Linked DNA regions of Homo sapiens: region 2 is linked to region 1. A link is an interaction called in ENCODE POLR2A ChIA-PET data of the cell type or tissue named here. Cell type or tissue: OCI-LY7. All regions are shown on one strand. Links, peaks and the distances in the headings refer to the core of each region. The heading gives the core; the rest is flanking DNA. Region 1 overlaps SIK2 (salt inducible kinase 2). Region 2 has its middle 28 kb from the start of SIK2.

Evidence for each region. ChIA-PET counts read pairs that join two places held together with the same protein. Peaks named below come from ENCODE experiments on the same cell type or tissue, not always from the same donor. Only the 100,000 strongest peaks of a DNase experiment are listed, where the experiment ranks them.
Region 2: POLR2A ChIA-PET joins it to region 1 with 5 read pairs; 1 of 35 experiments calls an interaction of 5 or more read pairs at or near these places.

The regions. Positions count from the first base shown.
Region 1 is chr11:111,695,522-111,700,909 of GRCh38, forward strand. It overlaps SIK2 (salt inducible kinase 2), which reads left to right. Exons shown (of 15, transcript NM_015191.3): 5 at 5,365-5,388. It also overlaps a transcript of PPP2R1B not described here. Among named protein-coding and RNA genes, the nearest start is that of PPP2R1B, 68 kb to the right of the region's middle. In OCI-LY7, for the core only: no CTCF peak of the experiment used is centred there; DNase peaks (open chromatin) are centred at 2,560 and 4,420; H3K4me3 peaks cover 1,151 bases; H3K27ac peaks cover 4,082 bases.
Region 2 is chr11:111,571,943-111,577,330 of GRCh38, forward strand. No RefSeq gene overlaps it. Among named protein-coding and RNA genes, the nearest start is that of SIK2, 28 kb to the right of the region's middle. In OCI-LY7, for the core only: CTCF peaks have their summits at 3,149 (motif pointing left) and 3,355; a DNase peak (open chromatin) is centred at 3,119; H3K4me3 peaks cover 1,015 bases.

The sequences.
Region 1 (5,388 bases), core at 181-5,180:
ACATTGACAAACTGTTTAAATCTTATGTATATTTTTCACCGCCTCTGTTTTATTCTGTTTTCTGGCTAGTCAAAAAGTGGTCTGGAGACCAGCAGCATGAGCATCACATCAGAGCTTGTTACAAATGCAGAATCTGAGGCCCATCCCTAAATGTACTGAGTCAGAATCTGCACTTTAGCAGTTTCCCCAGGTGATTTATATACATGTTAGTATTTGATTTATTTCATTATTTCATTCCAACAAACAGAATTCTCCATTTTGTATTTGGTTCCCATTAGACAACAATCATCAGAGTTAGCTTATTTACTCTATGCAAGACCCTCTTATTCCTAAAACATTGTGCCTTTGCTAATGATGTTTGGGCACTGATAATTTATATAATTTAGTGATGACAGTGATAATGGTTTTTGTTAGGACCATATAGGTCAGTCAGTCAACTTTCAAAATACAGAGCAGAAAACAATAGCAGCTCTAGGGCTGTGTTCAGATATATCCTTGGTCTGCTGCGGCTGGTTAATTAAGTAAGAGACAGAGGACTCAGCTTTTGAGGCCTAGTTGATTTTCATGAGAGTCGATAACTGATCTGTAATTAAAGACTCTACCCCTAATCCTCTTCTATAAATATTTCAGGCCATATAGAACCCAGGTGAGAGAATATGAATACAAATTGGAGAAGACTAAGGAATCATGAGGCTAAATGCAATGTGGAATCCCTGAACTGAAAAGGAACATGTGACAAAACTCATGAAATGTTAAGTCTGTAGTTTAATTAATAGTAGTGAATCAGTGTTTTGATAATTGAAGCTTAGTTTTGATAATTATACTGTAGGTATGTAAAATGTTAACATTAGAGGAAGCTGGGTGAAGGGTATGGGGAATTCTGAATTTACTGTTGCAACTCTTCTATAAATCTAAAAGTATTTCAAAATTAAAAGTTTAAAAAAGTCAAAATGAAGCCACGTGGCATGGCATAAATGTTTTGTTTATAATAGCAAGCAGAATGTCTGAGGAACATAGCCATAGTTTTAGGTATTAACCTGCATATCACAATTAGAGAAGACATTAAACTAGAAAGATGTTTGCTTTCTAGCAGGGCTAGGCTGGATCTGAGTCTGGTAGAGAGAGAGACGAATGCCCAAGTGATTGTTTTCATAATGTTTTCCAAAAGTCAGATGATGATGTGGAGTCTTATTATTTTGTGTTGTTGCAAGACTTCTGTGTTTGTACAGTGGTTGACATGTGTATGGAATGCTGATGTTTAATGAAGGAATGAATGAATGTGGTTAGTATGATGAAGCATGAGTATAGTCCATTTCATTTGAATAAATGGCAGTAAGAAATAAATCCTGCATTTTCACATTTCATTCCCCCCCTACTCACCTCCCACTTCACTATATGCATTTAGGCAGAAAGCTGCAGACTGGGTGAAGCAAGTTATCCAGATTCCTGTGAAGAAATTAAAAGGCTCTTATTTTTAAGTGTCTTTTGCTGCCACTTTTTAACCCTGACAATTATTAACTTCTTCAAAAATAACTATTTTTGACATGCCAGTGAGAGACATAAAGGTGGTGGTTAACAATGAAGGCTCGAAGTAGTTAAACTTGGTTTCTATTCCACTGCTGCAACTTAGTAGCTAGCTGTATAACCTCTGGCAAAATACTTAACTTTATACCCTCACTTTCTCCTAAAATAAGGATACTTCATAGAACTAAGAAGAAATTATCTTCAGAGAGTTTAAATCAGCTCCTGTCACATAGTAAAGCACTTTTAAGAGGTGGGAACAACATATTCATCTAGCAGATCTTTATCGAGCAGCTGTTGTCTGCAGATGATATGCTGAGAGCTGGGAGTACAGAATGTTGTCCCCCATTCCCTGCTCCCGAGGAACTTAGTCTGATGGGATAGACAGATAAGTAAAATAATAAATAATAATAGCAATGATAGCTTCTGTTTATTGACTACCTACTATGTTTCAATCGCAATATAATATCTATTTCTATTAATTCAACTACTTCATGAAATGTAAGTGTTGTCCCTATTTTTCAAATGAGGAAACCAAGGCTCTAAGAAGTTAAGTAATTTGTCCAAGATTGCATAGCTAATAGAAAACCCAGGATTTGATCCCCAATCTGCCTAACACCAAAGTCTTCCTTAACCCATTCTTCAGATGATTACAAATACAGTGTTTGGCAGAGGGCAGTGGCTCACACCTGTAATCCCAGCACTTTGGGTGCTGAGGCAGGAGGGTCACTTGAGCCGAGGAGTTTAAGACCAGCCTACACAACATAGTGAGACCTTGTCTCTACCCAAAAAAAGGAAAAGAAAAAAGGAAAAAAAAATTAGCCAGGCATGGTGGCGTGAGTCTATGGTCCCAGCTGCTTGGAAGGCTGAGGCAAAAAGATCACTTGAGCCTGGGAGATGAAGGCTACAATGAGCTGTGATTCACACCACTGCCCTCCAGCCTGGGCAACAGAGCAAGACCAGTCTCAAAAGAATATATAAATATAACATTTGAAGTGCTTTGACAAGGTTATAGAAGACCTCAGCACATGTAATATTGTAACAGCTTAGTGAGCCTGTCTTTCAGTGTTTCTTTTAATATCCCTATAGACCCAAGTTTCTATATTCATATTACCTACAGAAAATAGAAATAACTGCTTAGTACCACTCCTCCTGTAAGCAAACAGGAAGCTTTCTTTGTGCTAGATTTGTAAAGCAGAGGTTGAAACTGGGCTACCACGGGTCCAGAGAAGTGTTCCCAGCTCTTGTTCTCTTGCCTGTGAAGTGTACTATGAGAGCCTAAGGCAATAAAGAGGCCAGGCCACCTTCTTGACAGGCCTCTGTCCCATTCACTCCTTTGAGTTTATTTCACCAGCTGTGGGGAAGTTCAGAATGAAGTGGCTCTATAAGGGCTCCTGGAGACATTAAAACTTACCAATGGGCCAGGTGGTGGCTCACACCTGTAATCCCAGCACTTTGGGAGGCCACAGCGGGTGGATTGCGTCAGCCCAGGAGTTGGAGACCAGCCTGGGAAACATGGCAAATCCCTGTCTCTACTAAAAATACAAAAATTAGCCTGGTGTGGTGGAGCACACCTGTGCTACTCAGGAGGTTGAGGTGCGAGGACTGCAGTGAGCTGAGATCGTGCCATTGCACTCTAGCCTGGGCAACAGAGCAAGACCCTATCTCAAAAAAGAAAAGAAAGAAAGAAAAACAACCTTACCAGTGCTATTTGGAGAGTATCCTCAATTTACAGGCACTAAAACTCATCCTGTGATTATGGTTTAAAGTGCAGCAATTATTGTATGTATTTCAGGATCTCTGAACACACATCCGAGAGCTTCTTGTGCTGCTTTATCCTGTGAGTGAAATTAACATTTGAACATAGTCCTTGACTCATTTAACATCTAGTCCTTGACTCATGAGAACATCTAGTTTTCGACTCATGGGAACATCTAGTCCTTGACTCATTTGAGAGTATAGTTTTTCTAGAAAATTAGAAATATATATATCTGTATGTGTCCATATGAGATATGATGTTCTAGGAGTGGTTAGTCATAGAGGTGGTACTGTGAAGATAAGGCCTTTCTGACAGTCATTTTGGAAAGTGGACTGTGGAGCTGAGCTGAGGTTACATTGTAAAGAGAGAACTTCTCCCTGGCACCACCTTTGCCTCACACTCCTGGATACCAAAGGCAGACCACAGTGTTGTTCACCAGGTTTAGACTGTATCTGAAGCTCTTTCCCCAGATGTACCCTCTTTTCTCTCCTAAACCTTGAAGCTCCCTCTAAACTTTTTCTACCCCTCCTATCTACTTTTTTGGGACCTTTTTCTCTGAAAGGCAACAGTTGGTGGTAATGGTTTCACAGGAGGAGGAGAGCTGACCTTTCACGTCTAGTATGCTCTGGCATTTTACATTCTTATTCTCATTTAATCCTCACAGCATCCTATCTGGGTAGGTGGATTATCACTACATTTATAGATATGGAAAAAATAACTTTCCTAGAGGACTTGAAGCTTGAAAGTGATAAAACTGGTAATTAGCTGTAGTTCTCATAACTTCATAGGTTGTACTCTTCCATGAAGCTGTAATAATGGGGATTGTTACTGTTATTACTGTTACTACTGCTTGCCTCTAGTTTTTATGTTAGCAAGCTAAGAGAATGCTTTGCCTAAGGTGCACATGTATGTATGGTCTCAAGGTATGAATGGAGTGAGCTTATTTTAACACATTGGGCCTTTACAGCAACCTGCTGACTAAGTGTATTTATCATTTTCACTTTACAGATGGGGAAACTAAGGCTCACAAAGACTGATCCAAAGTCACAAATCCAGTCAATCTGTCTGGCAGTAGAGACTTGATCCAGTCTTTCTTGAGCCATCTCTTAAAGCTCACTGTGCATGCAATGCTGTGCTCCAGCTGGGTGGAGAGCCAGTTCCTGTCACTGAGACAGGCTCTTCAGTCAGGAGTATGTAGCAACATAAGACAGCATGAGTATAACTTAACAAGATAATAGGTATTTGTTTCTTCGGTAAGAATATGAGACTATAAAGGCTTAGCAAAAGGGTATGAACTTGCATTTGTAACAATACTTACTAAATTTTTTAATGCATGTTGAAGGCATCTAAGTAGTGTTTCCAGAGTGCATTCTCTGTATCAAAACTGTAGAGTCAGTATGGCTAAGATCATAAGGAGAAGGCCATTAACTGTTTTGAACTATAATGCCACTGCGATCCATAAATTAGTAAATAAGTGATGGTGATAGGTGGCTTGTGGCTGGGCTATGTGGCCATCATATGTTAATGAGCTATTCAGATGGTTATCTGCCTAAAACAGGATATGTGGACCAACACTTAGAGGGTTGTTACTTAGGAAACACTGCACTCAGTTGCCTTCAAGGGTTATATATCTGGGGTAATGGCAGCCAGTCACTCAGTTGTGTTTAGGTGAATGTCTTAGAGCTTTACTCATTTGTTTCTTTCCTTATAGACCATTTAAGATAAAGAGCTCTTTAGCAGTCATCAGGTAATTGAAATTCTAAGATTATCAAATACTAGTTGGGTTGTCCACTTTAAGGCTGATTTTCTTTCACATGATATAAAGTATTTTTCCAGTCTCTCACTTACTCGCTTTGGGAAGAAAACTTGATTCATTTACACATTCATTCAGCAACATTCCTTGAGTACTATTTGCTAGTCATTGTGCTAATGCCAGGGAAACATCACAAGATAAGATGCCATCCCAGTCCTCACAGTAAATAGTAGTGATATTGTTAATATAGCATATTAGAAAATTTATTACAGAGAAATGCAGTATAGTTTGAGAGCATAGATGAAAATAACATTTATTTCCATCCTAATAGATTTCGGTTTTGGAAATTTCTTTA
Region 2 (5,388 bases), core at 195-5,194, 120 kb before region 1:
AGAATGTGGCACCTAAGCAGAATTTCAAACAGTTCAGCATGATTGAGCTGGGAGTGTTGGGTGGGTGAGTGGCAAAGGGTGAGGGGGAACAAGACGGAAGGGGCTACAAGGAGCTTGATAGTAAATGATTCATAAGCCTTGCTGAGGAATTTGGACTTCAGCCCAGGCTGATTATTCGTTATTTACCGTCTCTCACCAAATCCCTGCCCACATCCATTTTCTATCCTACTCTGACCTGCTCTGTGCCCTAGCAGGATGACCCCTGCAGACTGCACCACCCAGCTCCCTTGCCAGATGGTTTCCTGTACGATTTGGGCAAGAGAGGCTCCAGCAGGTCCGCTGTGGGCAGGAGGAGTGAAAGAAAGGTTATGGTATTGCTTCTGCTTTCCTTTCATATCAATAGCAGTAGTTGCACCCTCTGCAGTTCAGTCTCCACCAGTTGGCCCTTTCTCTAGCTCTCACTATAATCCAGTAACTCTACTTTTTCTTCTTGTCCCCTTCTAGGGTGGTAACAGCTTCCTACTGCTGCTAACAAACTCATCCATAGTTTGCTTCCTTAACCCTATCCATATATCTGCAAGTGGTACTTTCATTAAAGTCTCTTCTCTTCCTCTGAACCATCCGAAATGAATTCCGTTTTCTGACAAGACCCTAACTGATACAATCCTGAAAGTTATAAGGAGACATTCAAGTGTAGGGAGTCACAAAAAAACAAAAAATATGGCAATCAATGTGTACCTCCAACACTACTTAAGGGACAAGGCCCTCAAATTTTAGCCAATCTATTCCCAATGGTAGCGCCCTGTGTATTGCAGAGATGCATGCATCAGCAATCACAGACCAGGAACCTCTGAATCATGCAACTAGCCCCCAATTCTGATGCAAGATTGCAAAGGCAATGTTATAAACATAAATAAGCTTCTTGCATAGATCTAACAATACAAAAGGAAATAGGACATAGGTGCTTTGGTCTGCATGATACTTATTTCATTATAGACACCACTATGAGCCCAGGCGCAGTGACTCACGTCTGTAATCCCAGCACTTTTGGAGGCCAAGGCGGGTGGATCACCTGAGGTCAGGAGTTAGAGACCAGCCTGGCCAACATGGTGAAACCTGTCTCTACTAAAATACAAAAATTAGCTGGGCTTGGTGGTGGGTGCCTCCAATCCCAGCTACTTGGGAGGCTGAGGCAGAAGAATCACTTGAACCAGGGAGGCGGAGGTTGTAGTGAGCTGAGATTGCACTGCTACACTCCAGCCTGGGCCACAAGAGCAAAACTCCCATCTCAAAAACAAAACCAAACAAAAAAAAAACCCCACTATTATGAGTTTGGTTCCTATAACTCTATCTCCAAAGTCCAGTCCATTCTAAGACTCTGCAAAGAAACTGGATCTTCAAATAAACTGGATACAGGCTATTTTCCATCCCAGGACCCCTATGTGTATCTGCTGCTCCCTTTCTTACAGTATACCTTCTGCCCCATTCTGCTTTGTCTGAACTCTAATTTGTCTTTTACAGCTTGGCTTCAGGGTTATTTTCTCCATTAGCCCTTCTCTAACCCCTGTATTTATCTGTCTTAATTTCAAGGAGCAACATGAAGTCAGGAACTTTGTTCACCTCTGCACCCCCAGCACCTAATTCAATGCCTGGCCCACAATTTGTCTTCCTTATTGGGTTGAAAGTAAATTGAAATCACCATATTTGCCTGATTCATTTTTGTATCTTTCCAGAATGCCTAGAATAGTGCCTTGCACACAACAGGAGATCAATAAATATTTGTTAAATATATAAATGACAAAAATGTAACAAGTGTGTTCTTTCTTCCTATACTTCAAGGGAACATACAGTAAAGAATCATGATACCAGAGTTAAACAAATCCACGGGAACCTCCCAGGAAACCAAAACGTGCAAATGTGCCAGGAGGTTTTACAGATTAAGTCCATATGGGATTTTAAAAAAAAACAGAAGTGCTGTAGGACTTTATTGTGAATTGGATCTGCCAATATCAGTGCTGAAGAAGCCAACCCTGAAGCCAAATACCAGCATTTGTTTCCCAAACACTGATTAAAACAAATATTTTTCAGTTGCCATAGCTTTTGGATCTATTTTTGACATGCACGCTGAATGCAGCAAATAACATGGAAACTCTGGCTCCCTTCATTGCTGCTTAACATTGAGGACTCTAACCTCACTAGTGAGGTCAGAAAACACCAGCTACACAACCACACAAGATACCTTTCCTTGCTCCTAGGCTGCCAACTGCAGTACTATCTTTGGGATGGTTCGTCATGTCTACTAGCTGCACGTGCTTTAAAACTGAATACAGCCTCAATACAGCCTTTAAGTTTGGAAACTAGTTAAAATTAGACTAAGTCTTGTGTCTTTATAGGAAAGCACTGACAATATCTCTTTGATACATAGCATAGCCCTGATATACAATTTTAATTTTTTATTGTGGAAATTTAAGAACATATACAAAATTATAGAGAAGATTAAAAGGATCTGAAGTACCGTTCACCCAGCTTTGACAACTATCAATTGTGAAAGGAGAACTCAGACACAAAACTATTAAGAAAATAATTTTTACTTTCACTATTCTGTAAGGCAGATCATACTTCAGAACAACTGGGCTATCTAAACAAAGAACACAGCAGGCTTTTAGAGAAAAACACAAGAGGTTACCAAGTGTACAGTTAGTCTGTTCCTCACATGACTACACTATCTGCAAAGGTTATCACCTATATGTTGATATTAATATTGCAAAATCAGGAATTAATTTTTTTTTTATTTTTTTTTTGAGACAGAGTCGCTCTGTCGCCCAGGCTGGAGTGCAGTGGTGCAGTCTCGGCTCACTGCAACCTCTGCTTCCTGGGTTCACGCCATTCAATCAGGAATTAAATTGTTTGCATTAGGGTAGCAGATTACAAAAAGGGCATGGTCTTCATTTAGAGAAAAGTGTTAGGGTGTTTCTGCCTGTTTTAGTATTTTTAAGAAAGTCAAGTGTTTGGGGTTTTGCGGGGGCAGGGATGGGTTTTTTGTTTTGTGTGTGACTGCTATATAATGTGCTAAGTGAAGACAGCAGCAAGGCAAGATATCATTCATGCTTCCTTAGCCCCTCCTTCTGGCCAGGGGCTGCCAGAAGTGTAGATAATTTGACTACACGGGTTTGTTCAGAAATGTTCTGATCCATATTATTAACTTGATGGGTTTTTCTCTTTGACCAATTAAATTTATATAGTTGCTACAAAAGGTGTGGATTAACACTAGGAGATTTCTTTGCTGTATGGTTTTAAAAATTAAAGCCTTAAAATACGAAGGATTGGAGAATTAAATTCTGTCTAGAGGCTTCACAAAGCCCCTAGTCAGATTTTGATCACATCAGTTTCGCAGATGATTTTGAATTGCTGTTCTCAATCAGCTTGTCCTTTCTAGGTCTAGGAGAAAAAAGGCATCCAGTTTGCCCGGACCACGCTTTTCCTCAAGAACTACATAACTAGGACGTCCTTCCTTCTCTGAGGTCCCCAAGTCTGTCAATGTTCCTGCTATGTCAGCAAGTGGCATTCGTTACTAACTGTAAGGCTGAGATTTCACTAGCCAGAGAGCAGGTACAAGGTAAGTTTCCTGGGAGGATGTTGTGGGCATCATTTCCACATATCAAGTACAGTCCCTGTGTCTTATTTTTGGGGGGGGGGGGGGTGAGGGGGGATGGAGTTTTGCTCTTGAGGCTGGAGTGCAATGGTGCAATTTTGGCTCACTGCAACCTCTACCTCCTGGGTTCAAGCCATTCTCCTGCCTCAGCCTCTCAAAGTGCTGAGATTACATGCGTGAGCCACCGCGCCCGGCCCAGTCCCTGTTTCTTAAAGTCAGCTTGTCGTGCCTCATTAAGTCAGACTTGTTTTAAAATGTGACATTTCTTGCATGGTAACGTGACAAATTTTCTTTATCTAACCATATCCCAAGACAGAGGTGTACTGACCCTATGTAAATAATGACATGGTCATAAAAAATAAAGTGAAGCAACAAATGGCACTTCAATAATAACCACTGTTACATGCAGTTTTACAGACAAGCCAATCAATGTGTGTCACTCTTTCTCAGAATCAGTTTTCTTAGATTTTTCTCTTATTTATTCACTTATAATCTATACCCTAAGATATTTTATAGATTTTTTTTCTGAATTCTGAGACATCAGTTGTAATGAGATACCATTTAAAGAATGTTTTGTTCCACTTCGTACAGGGTTTGTTTATTAAATCGAGAATTAGTGATAGATCAAGAAGAAAGAAAAGGGGTGTTGTTCTCATTTGCCAAACAGAATATAGATTAGCCCCAAGTGAATTTTCATCTTAATTTCTTTCCATCCTGCATCATTAATTCTTGTTTTCTGAACTTGGTTTAAGTAACCCTACTATCACAAAGTCATCTGCTTTTAGACTAAATAAAAGGTCCTAGAAATGCTCAGTCACACAGTCCAACCATGGGCTTCAGGTGACAGTGTCAGCTTATACTGGAAAGCCTGTGTCCATGAATCTGTTCCATTTAGTGTCAATAGTTAAAAGAACCTATTTGAGGCCATTGCTGAGGTTATGATCCCCTTGATGTTTCTTCCAGAGACTCCATTATTAATTTATTGATTAATATCAAGGGTGTTTAGATAATTGCAAAGGAAAAGAAGAAACTACCTGTTGACGACAAGACTGAATGGCTTGGGTTAATTTACTATAATAATTAATAGTATCTACAATAAGAAAAATGAGACATAATGTACAAGTATTTTTAAAGGATTTAATCAACAATTGCTCCGAAAGTAGTAACATCCTATAGACAACAAAGGCATTGACAGATCTCCAGGACTTTTTAATTTATCCCAATGTGTATTTTTTGGTAACCAATTGACACAAGTATTTTAAAACAGAAACGTTGACTAAGTCTTGCCGACAGTTATTGTGCCAGTCTTCACACATTACCTTGAGTATGCTCTATCTGTCCTGAAAGACTACAATTGCTGAAACATGTTCATTTTAATATTAATAACATGCTTTGTATATAATTGACCAAATATTAATAACATGCTTTGTATATTTTTGTATATAATTGACCTAGGGAAGTTGGTTTGCCAACCGTTCCTATACTATGGGCTTGGCAAATGCCGTCACAAATACAGAGAATTCCAAGTATATTCAATGACTTCCGGCAACCCTCCTTTTACAAAATGAGAAAATAAACTTTGATGTTGTCTAAGAAAGAAACCTCAAAGACAGTTTGGTTGTAAAAGATATATTAACAGTTTTACTATTCAGAATATGAGAAAAGCCAGTCTAAAAAGTTGTCGGCCAGGCGCGGTGGCTCACGCCTGTAATCCCAACACTTTGGGAGGCTGAGGC